3 separate regions of the Homo sapiens genome follow, and regions 2 and 3 are each linked to region 1. The links are chromatin loops, found by intact Hi-C in ENCODE. Cell type or tissue: IMR-90. All regions are shown on one strand. Each heading gives the region's core, and the rest is flanking DNA. Links, peaks and the distances in the headings are about the cores only.

Region 1 (3,183 bases), core at 346-2,845:
GAATTCCAGTCTTTTAATTAGTGAGCTGAATCCATTTAGAACATTTAAAAACTACATTACCATAGAAAAAAATATATAGTTACTTTGTACTATCTACAAAGTAACTATGGACTATATTGTGCCTCCCACCCAGAATTCATGTGTTGAAGTCCTAGCCTCCAGTGTGATTATATTTGGAGATGAGGCCTTTGGAAGTATTAGGTTTAGATGAGGTCAGGAGAGTGGAGCCCTCATGATGGAGTCAGTGTCCTTGGTCACCAGAGCCTGCTTCCTCTCTCTGCCCTGAAAGAACACAACGAGAAGGTAGCATCTTCAAGTGAGAAAGAGGGCTCTCACTGGGGAATTGAATTGATGGGCACCTTGATTTTGGACTTCCCAGCCGCCAGAACTGTGAGAAGTAAATTCCCATTGTTTAAGCCATCCAGTCTATGGTGTTTTGTTATGGCATCCCAATCTGGCTAAAACAAATATTTTGCCAAGTTACTTTTTATTTTTTACTTACAATATTTTTTTTCATTTTTTCCTTTCTTGCCCTGCACTTTACAGCGATCAAATTTCATTTGATGGTTTTAAATTCATGCATTGTTTTCAAATGTGTTCTGGTTGCTGCCTCTCCCTCCAACTTTTGTTTTCCATTTACTAATATCTATCTTCCTGTGAGACAGGATAGACACTTTAATACATTCTATGTCCCCGTGCTCCTCAACTCCTTCCACAGACTTTTTCCCTCAGCAAATTCTTTTTTCTCACTAGACTTTAAAAAATGCATTGCAGATTAAAGGCCTAGTATGAAAAAATGAACTGTTAAATGATAGAATATATTTATGATTTCATATAGGGAAAAATATTTCTAAACCAGATTCCCTCCAAAAAGTGTGAGTAATGCTGAATGTTTACATCGTACTACATAAGCAATGAACCTGCACCAATTGACTCTTCTGAAATTTAAATGACTAATTCCGAAAGGATCAAATTAAGTTTTACTGAAATCATATTTTGGAAGCTTTCTAAACCATTCTGGCCATGAAGATTGGGAGACTAATAAACAAATTCCAAACTTCATCTGAAGTTAATTTATACTTTGTGGAGCTCAGATTCCTGGCTTCAGTTACACCTAAGCAGCGTGGGCAAATAAGCTTGATAGTTCTGCTGTTTCAACTTTCTTCTCTTTCTATTTTTGCAATATGAAACTTGCAGTTGATTACAAATGACTGTGAAGTGTGGTGTACATATGAGGCTTAAGAAAATGGCACAGAAAAAAAAAAGTCAGAATTTGAGATCGATATGATTAAAAAACACCACCACAATATCAGTGGCCCTTATGAGAACCATTCAGTGTGATTTTAGTGCCACCTAGTGTTCTATGGTGGGATAAGGTCTTGGAAGTGAAAACTAATCCGTCATGGGCAAGACTCAGAAATTAGGCAGCTGGCATAAGGCTGTGCACGGACTCAAAGCAGGCACAGTCAAGAGACTGCTGCTGTGTTTCTTGTTTGCCATCCGGAAAAACAGTCGTGCAAGAGAAGCCGTTCTTAGATCTAAGGAATTAGCCAAATATGTACAGGGCCAGTCAACAGAAGTACTCATTCAAGTATCAGTTTTAAACAAAGGAAGGTTTGCAATGGAAACCCTGATTTGGTGAAAATAAGAACGTGATGGTGATATAAGGGGGCATGGCAATAACACTTGGGAATAAGAGAGGTCACACACATCTAAGGGTAATTTACATATGCATGAATGAGGTCATATTATGCTCTTCTTAGTGCTCAAGTATACTTGAGATTTCAATACATCTATTTTGGGAATTGCATACAAATAGTAGACAAAAACAAGTCAGGCAATGCCAGATTTAGAAGAATGAAACAGGGTTCTCATCTCTAACCTTATACAAAAATCAACTCAAGATGGATCAAATTTAAGACCTGAAACCATAAAAATTCTAGAAGATAACATTGGAAAAACGCTTCTAGACATTGGCTTAGGTGAAGATTTCATTACCAAGAACCCAAATGCAAATGCAACAAAAACAAAGATAAATAGATGGTACTTAAGTAAACTTAAAAGCTTCTGTACAGCAAAAGAAACAGTCCACAGAGTAAATAGACAACCCACAGTGTGGAAGAAAATCTTCACAATCTATGCTTGTGACAAAGGACTAATATCCAGAATCTACAAGGAACAAATCAGCAAGAAAAAATCCAAACAATCCCATTAAAAAGTGGGCTAAGGACATGCATAGACGATTCTCAAAAGAAAATATACAAATGGCCAACAAACATATGAAAAAATGTTCAACATCGCTAATGATCAGAGAAATGCAAATCAAAACCATCATACAATACCACCTTACTCCTGCAAGAATGACCGTAATCAAAAAATCAAAAAGTGATAAATGCTGGTGTGGATGTGGTAAAAAGGGAACACTTTTACACCATTAGTGGGAATGTAAACTAGTACAAGCACTGTGGAAAACAATGTGGAGATTCCTTACAGAACTAAAAGTAGGTCTACCGTTTGATCCAGCAATCCCATTCCTGGGTATCTACCCGGAGGAAAAATCATTATACAAAAAAGATACTTGCACACACTTATTTGTAGCAGCACAATTTGCAATTGCAAATTATGGAACCAGCCCAAATGCCCATCAATCAACAAGTGGATAAAGAAATATGATATATATTAAATTATATATATATAGCTATATATGTCACATGTCTTTATATATCTTCATATATAGCTATATATAATTATATAAATGTATATAGCTATATATGTCACATTCCTATCAGGTGTCAACTTGATTGGATTGAAGGATGCTTAGATAGCTGGTAAAGTATTGTTTCTTGGTGTGTTTGTGAGGGCGTTGCCAAAAGAGATTAACATTTGAGTTATATATATTTCTATTGTATATATAATTATATATATGTAGCTATATATATATGGAGAGAGAGAGAGAGCATGGAATTCTACTCATGCATAAAAAGTAATGAAATAATGACATTTGCAGCAACCTGGATGGAATTGGAGATGTAACTCAGGAATAGAAAACCAAACATCGTATGTTCTTACACTTAAGTGGGAGCTAATCTGTGAGGATGCAAAAGCATAAGATACAGTGGACTTTGGGGACTTGTGGAAAAGGGTGGGAGTGGGGTGAGGGATAAAGACTACACATTGGGTACA
Region 2 (3,183 bases), core at 400-2,899, 1.4 Mb before region 1:
CAAATCAGAGGAACTATTAGAACACTTTTATGTTTTAAGAAAATGGGTACTGTGTTCATTTGCTGTAATTTGCATGTAGTCAGAGTGCCCTGACATGATAAATACTGGCTTTGGTGGACAGGATTTTACAGCAGAGCTTTGCACTCCATGAGCCAATGTTTCTTGCATAAATGACTTGATGATTTTAGTGTCTAAAATATGTTCAGAAAACTGTTGAAAGGCCACAGGAAGCTTTGCGATGATAACTATTCTGGAATTGGTGCCCTGGGGTGTACCCGATATGTGTGTGCTTGCTTATGTGGGCAAAAGAAAGAGGAGAAAAAGAGGAGGCAGATGGGAGGAGTGTTGGTAAAAATGAAACTGCAGATCACTCAGAATGGAAGTATTAAAAGGGCAACAAATGAAGATAAAATGATGCTTGCAATTATGGTTTATAAAGAGAAATAGGCCATATTGAGTACATAATTTTTCTTTTTTCTCCTCTGCAGCTGATGGATTAAATGAAATAAACTAATCTGCAGAAAATCCATGTATCTAGGTTGTTGTCAGTCGACCTTAGAGAAAATTAAAACTTGCGCAGATTTCTTACTACTTTCTACTTAAATTTTTCTACTTGAAACACTTTTCTCAAAATACTTGTATGTGTACTATTTTATCTTAAAATTTTTTTATCTTAAAAAATTCAGGTAACTTCAATACCTAACTACTGAAGCAGCAGATAATTTTACTCATAAAAAAATAAAAATGACAAACACGACATTCTCCCATAATTTCTTCAGCAGTAACTTCTCCTTCCCTAAGCAATAGCCCTTATTTGACTTTCAGGACTTTATACTTCAGGTGTGGACATGGAAAAAGTAAGTTTTAAGTTTCCATCATCATTAGCTTTTGATAATTCTGTTCATTAGCAGTACCCTGAGCCAGAGGAGTAAGCAGAAAAAACTGACTTCTCTACTGGAGTATCAGATAGATCATTACACCGTGAAGAACAAGGACAGATCTCCAATGAATCCAGCTAATACTGAAAACATATCTGCAGCACTGAGCTCCAAACTGACAGCGTCTACTCTAGTGCTTGACCCTGTTCAGCAAACTTGGGTATTATTCAAGGTGGCACTTCCCTGGTTTGACAGATCACTGTGCTCTGAAAGCCTTAAAACATGCGCTTGAGTTGTAGAGGTTATCCACTGTATTTTGTTGCCTTGATAAAAATGGGTTCAGAGAATTGAGTGAATTTATAGGACAGGGGTTCAAATGTGCTGACCTTCTATTTCCAGAGAAAGCCTTTGTTTTTTTTTGTTTTTTTTTTCTCCCCACTACCTCTCCTCTTTGTTTTGTACTGCCCTCTCCTGGCTAATAAATTTCTTAGTAATGAATATTTAGAGAAGCCAAGTGGCGGAAACACTGGGGGCTGCTATCATTTCTACTTTCCGTTAGAAATTTCAGATTTTATTATATGAAATGCAGAGTTGACATACAGTGATTAATTCAGATGTGCATAGATACAAGATTGCTGAAATGATATCAATTGTTGTAGAAATATCTGTATGAGAGTAATTTGGTCATTTATATGGACTTTGCAATGTTTATGAAAAATGATTTTGCAGTTTATTGCATCATTAGTCAAATTTTCTGAGTCATTGATGTGAAAATCCACTGTTATTGGAAATAATCTGGAAACTTTCTCTCTACGTTTATATTTTACAGTGGCTGCTAATTTACAGAAGATTGTAGATGATCCCAAAGCTTTAAAAACATTGACATTTAAGTTGGTAAGTGGAAAGTTATGGAAAGAAGGAGGTAATATTTTGCCATGCTGTGCCAGCAGGGAATAATAATCTAGTTTAATAACCTACTCTGTAATTTTGCTGTTGTTGTTTTCTTTTAGAATCAATTTTTGCATTTGGAAGCATTTGACTCTGCAGCGTTAGGGAACGTTTTCTGATTGTGACTGGAAGTGTCCTCTTCTATGAGCATAGCTTTTTCTTATCGTCACACCTTTGACTAAGAGCGGCCATATAAGAATCTTGAAGCCTAGATCATTTTGCTTGCAGTTTGTATTGCAACTTGACCATAAAGACAAAATTACACTGAATTCAAAGCAACACTCTTAATAAAGCTTTCCTAAGACAAAAGCCAAGTGGTTCTAACTTTTAAAAATAGAGGCTGATTGTTGTAGAAATGGTTTAGGTAATTGGAAGCAATTGTAGAACAACTCACCAAAGGCTGGCGGACAAAGACACAACAATTTACTTCCACATTTCAAATCAACAGTAACAGATTTTTGTAGAAAGGAGATATTTCAACAGTTATTCTGCACTAGTAGATTGTAAACTTAAGTACTAGGTGGCCACAGAGATACAGAGTGCCGGACATTCTGGGGTCACTGTGAGACCAAGATGGTGGTGGTCAGAAATGGAGAGAAGTCCAGATAGTCAAAAGTGACCGTTTTCCAAAAAATTTTAGCGAACAGTACATTAAGGTACATTTTAAAAATCGTAAGTTAATTTTATCAAAGGCTGGTCAGAATCCCAGAAGCAATTTTAGATCTAGATGACCAACACTTTGCTGTGCACAACATAGATTGATGATCTTTTTTATATTTGTGAAATTAAATGGAAAATGTGGGTGACCAAAAATGCTAAATGATTAGTTACAGTAAATGTGAGCCTGGTGCTAATTAACTTCCTGGGTCTTGCTTCCCATCTAATTTTAGATAGCTAGGCTGTGTGATAAAAGAAAAACACAAAGATTTTCACAGAAAAGATATATCTGAAGGAATTCTTTTTGCTTTGATAAGAAAGTAACATTTTATTCAGATGTAGAGTGCTAGGTTAACAAATAGGAAAATCCCTTTTCTGGTTTGGGATGACACTGTCACCTCTTAATGTGTGTGTTTTTTTTTTTTTTAATGTGAGAGTATATTGATGAGAAAATGGCAGCCTGTGTCAGCATTTCAAGCCAATATATGTCCCTTTATTCATTTTTTTAATACCACCTCAAGAACATTTTCCTAATTTGTAATATGCAAACAGAGATAAGAGTTTGAAACTCTCATGCTGGACTTTTCTCATTTTATTATGAAAGAGGAACAGTAACCCTGGCCCTTTCCTACTACCGAAGATTTTGTGAAAACAGCCGCTGTACAATCTCTAGGTAAACCATAAGAATAATGTAAAACTC
Region 3 (3,183 bases), core at 400-2,899, 750 kb before region 1:
CACCTAAAAGTCGCCACTCCCCCAAGAGTAACCTCCACCCCCACCCCCACCCCCAACTTCTCTTTCCTCCTTTTCTTCAGCAATGTGGACCAACAGTTACTTTTCCCTCTCTTCCCTTCCCCTCCGAAGTCCCCGGGGCAAAGTGGGACTTTGGGGAGCCTCGTGGAACGCGCCTCTCCCCTGGCGCGCCAGGTCCACAGCTCCTTTTAATCACCGCAATAAAGTTCAATTTGCTCGGCTCTTTACGAGCCACGGTGGACTTTCCCGTGCGCTCCGTGCGTTCTACCTCCCGCCGAGCCAACAGCATCCTACTCACTCCAGCCCAGCTTGGGTCCTTGAAGGACGTCGGGCCACGCAGAGGGGACCCACTGTTCTCGCTGCAAAGTGCCCCAAGCCGCGCGCGCGCACACACGCATCCACATCCACACTCACACAATGCCATCCCCGCGCTGTCAAAGTCTGTGAGCGCGGAAGGGAGAACGCACCAGCTGGAGCCGCACGGGCGCGGGCAGTAGCACAGCCCAGCGTCGGGACACGCAGTCCGGGTCCCAACACCTTCGTCGGGATGCCCCGGCCACCACGCGCCTCGTAACCCCCAAAGACCACGCCAGCCGTCCCGGGGGCGTCGCGGGCGCTGCCGGACAGAACCTTACCCGCGGGGCGCGTGGTCTCCGGCCGCTGGGCTGGCGCGCGGGCCACAGGGACGCTGCAGCCAGGGTCCCGAAGATGCTGCTGCTCCGCTGCCGCTGCCCCGATCCCCGGCGCCAGCATCACTTCTCTGCCGCCCCCGCCTCCTCGTGCTCCGCTCTCTCGGCCGCCCCTCCCCGGCGGCCGCCTGCAAGACCGGCAGCGCCGGCGGCGCGGCGGGGTGGGCAGCAGCAGAGGCGGCGGCGGCGCCCGCGCGAGCTCGCCCAGCTGCACTAGCCGAGCAGCCGCGGCGGCAGCCGAAGCACCCGAGCCCGGCTGCGCTTCCCCGGCGATGGCTCTGGCCTCGGCGACTGACAACGCCCGGCAGCCAATCGCTGCCTCGCCCCGCTCGGCGGGGGGAGACCAATCAGAGCGGAAGGCCCAAGGTTTTCCTCCGCCTTTGCTCAGCGGGCTTGTTTCCGGGAGAGGCAGCGACGCTGCTGGGGTTTGGGATGGGGGAGGCGCGGGAGGGGCGCAGGATGGGGGACTCGTGGCCCCGGAGCCTTAGGTGAGGAGGGAAAGCCGGGCCCGCAGGGGTGGGCCTGGGGCGCTTTCTGACCGCCAGGAGCCCGCGGCTTGGCAGGAAAGGGCGCCGCGGGGTGACTTTGTCCCCAGAGCCTCGTCCCTGCGGTTCAGCGTCTTGGCATCGCTGGGGCGAGGGGGGAGCGGGGAGGGGTCGCGGGACCCGAGTACGAACGGCGCGGCTGGAGAGCGAATCCCAGGAGGTGGTCGCCGCCTTGAAGGAATCACGCGAACAGTCACCAGACAGCGCCCCCGTCCTTCTCCCTTTGGCAGCTGAAAAGAGTACTACTTCTTAGGCTTCGAACCACTCCTCATAGTAATCAGCCACGAAGTGTCCCCAGCTAGCAAAGAGGCACACGGAGAAATGTCGGAGTTGTAGGCAGAGTGGACCTTCCCCGTCTTCCCTCCAAATAAACGCCCCTCACCTCCCCACCCCAAACGCAACAAACAAACAAACAAAAAACCTTGAGAATGGGGAAAGATAATTTAAGCAGCCACCCTAATTGGTTGGCTTCCTTTTTTTCCTTTTTCTTTGGATAATCAAGTCTGAATGTTCTAATAGTTTTTTTTAATGTGTGTTTGACTCAAACACTAGCGAAGTAATGTTATTTAGCAATAAAAGAAAAAGAAAACAAAAGCCACAAAATGTTTTTCTGCACCACTCTCCCCTAAATTGTAATGATCTTCCCTTATGGAACATTTTTAGTTTCTTTAGTACAAATATGTCTGAATGGCTCAGAGTTCTACCAATAAGTTTATATTACAATGTTCTAGTAAAAAAAAAAAAAAAAGTTGTACATGAAGGTTGTAATAAGCTTGGGACCTTCCCAAAGTGACCCTCTGATAAATAGTCATACCCACCTCACAACGTTGTTGTGAGGGTCAAAAATCAAGTGTGTATATCAGCTACATAGTTGACAAATTGCTGGAATTCAATGTGTCTTAGCTATGATGCTGAAGCTCTTCTTGCTAATTGTATTTTTAAGGGATCCTTTTTGTTTGCAATAATAATCACCCTTTTCTTCACTTACCTTACTCTTTAAAAACTCCATATATCCTGTGATCACCAAAACAAACCCTGTCTAAATTTTATTAGCATTATGAGGAAAATTTGATTGCAAAATAGATGTGTATTGCCATCTTTTAGTACTATAGAAATTATGTGCATATCATCACTGTTTTTTCCAATTCTCTTATGCCTTCCTCCCCTTCAGTAATTTGACCAATGTAGTTTGGGAGCCAGATGATCTCTTCTTAAAAGAACTGGCTGTGCTAATAGATAAGTTCATTTTTTTAAAGGCTAAAAACAGAGAATATGGACCACACCACACTAGATTTTTAATCTAGAGAGGGGTTTTTGTTGTTGTTTTGTTTTCAGAAATTGTATATGTAGTTCTTTATTATTGTGCAATGACATAAAATCAGCACCCTAATTGACTATATGAGGTAATAAAGGGGAAAAATGAATAATAAAGGAATAAAAGAGTGAAGCTGAAATCTGGGAGAGAAAGAAAAATATATTTATTCAAAAATATATTTTATTCATGGGGAGGAGCTGATATTTGCAAAATGTAGAAATCTTAAAACTTAAATCTCAAAATCAAAATTAAAATGCAATGACAGTTTAGAAATATGCCTGATAAAAGGTAAGTTTTGAATGATTTTCCATTAAAAGCTAATTTTGACTTTAGAATGTTGTAAGCTATGTGGAAACTTGCAGAAATGTGCTTGCACAAGTATCAATATGATTTTTCTAACCATTCTCCCATGCCCTGCCAATTATGCTATTTTCCAGTATTTTATATCATCTTTCCATGTTATTCAATATTTTGCAACAGTTATCCTTGAAAATACATGGGTCCTATGTACCGTGTTTTTAGAGATTAAGACAATTAAATGACTATCCTACAGAAGCAAAAAAGCTAAAGAAAATCAACAGTCTGCATACAGATATAACACTAATATCTCATATCA

Evidence for each region. Hi-C counts contacts between places; a loop is a spot of excess contacts. Peaks named below come from ENCODE experiments on the same cell type or tissue, not always from the same donor. Only the 100,000 strongest peaks of a DNase experiment are listed, where the experiment ranks them.
Region 2: it touches region 1 in a loop (2.6-fold over the local background); 4 of 110 quality-filtered maps call a loop at or near these places.
Region 3: it touches region 1 in a loop (6-fold over the local background); 3 of 110 quality-filtered maps call a loop at or near these places.

The regions. Positions count from the first base shown.
Region 1 is chr2:166,537,723-166,540,905 of GRCh38, reverse strand. All of the region lies in intron 1 of LOC124906087 (a long non-coding RNA gene), which reads right to left. Among named protein-coding and RNA genes, the nearest start is that of SCN7A, 45 kb to the right of the region's middle. In IMR-90, for the core only: a CTCF peak has its summit at 1,351 (motif pointing left); DNase peaks (open chromatin) are centred at 945 and 1,315; H3K27ac peaks cover 301 bases.
Region 2 is chr2:167,963,251-167,966,433 of GRCh38, reverse strand. It overlaps STK39 (serine/threonine kinase 39), which reads left to right. Exons shown (of 18, transcript NM_013233.3): 17 at 1,708-1,772. Among named protein-coding and RNA genes, the nearest start is that of B3GALT1-AS1, 24 kb to the right of the region's middle. In IMR-90, for the core only: a CTCF peak has its summit at 1,344 (motif pointing left); no DNase peak of the experiment used is centred there; H3K27ac peaks cover 210 bases.
Region 3 is chr2:167,290,805-167,293,987 of GRCh38, reverse strand. It overlaps B3GALT1 (beta-1,3-galactosyltransferase 1), which reads right to left and starts at 987. Exons shown (of 5, transcript NM_020981.4): 1 at 654-987. RefSeq lists a silencer at 823-872 and an enhancer at 1,108-1,721. In IMR-90, for the core only: CTCF peaks have their summits at 848 and 1,460; a DNase peak (open chromatin) is centred at 1,007; H3K4me3 peaks cover 1,307 bases; H3K27ac peaks cover 531 bases.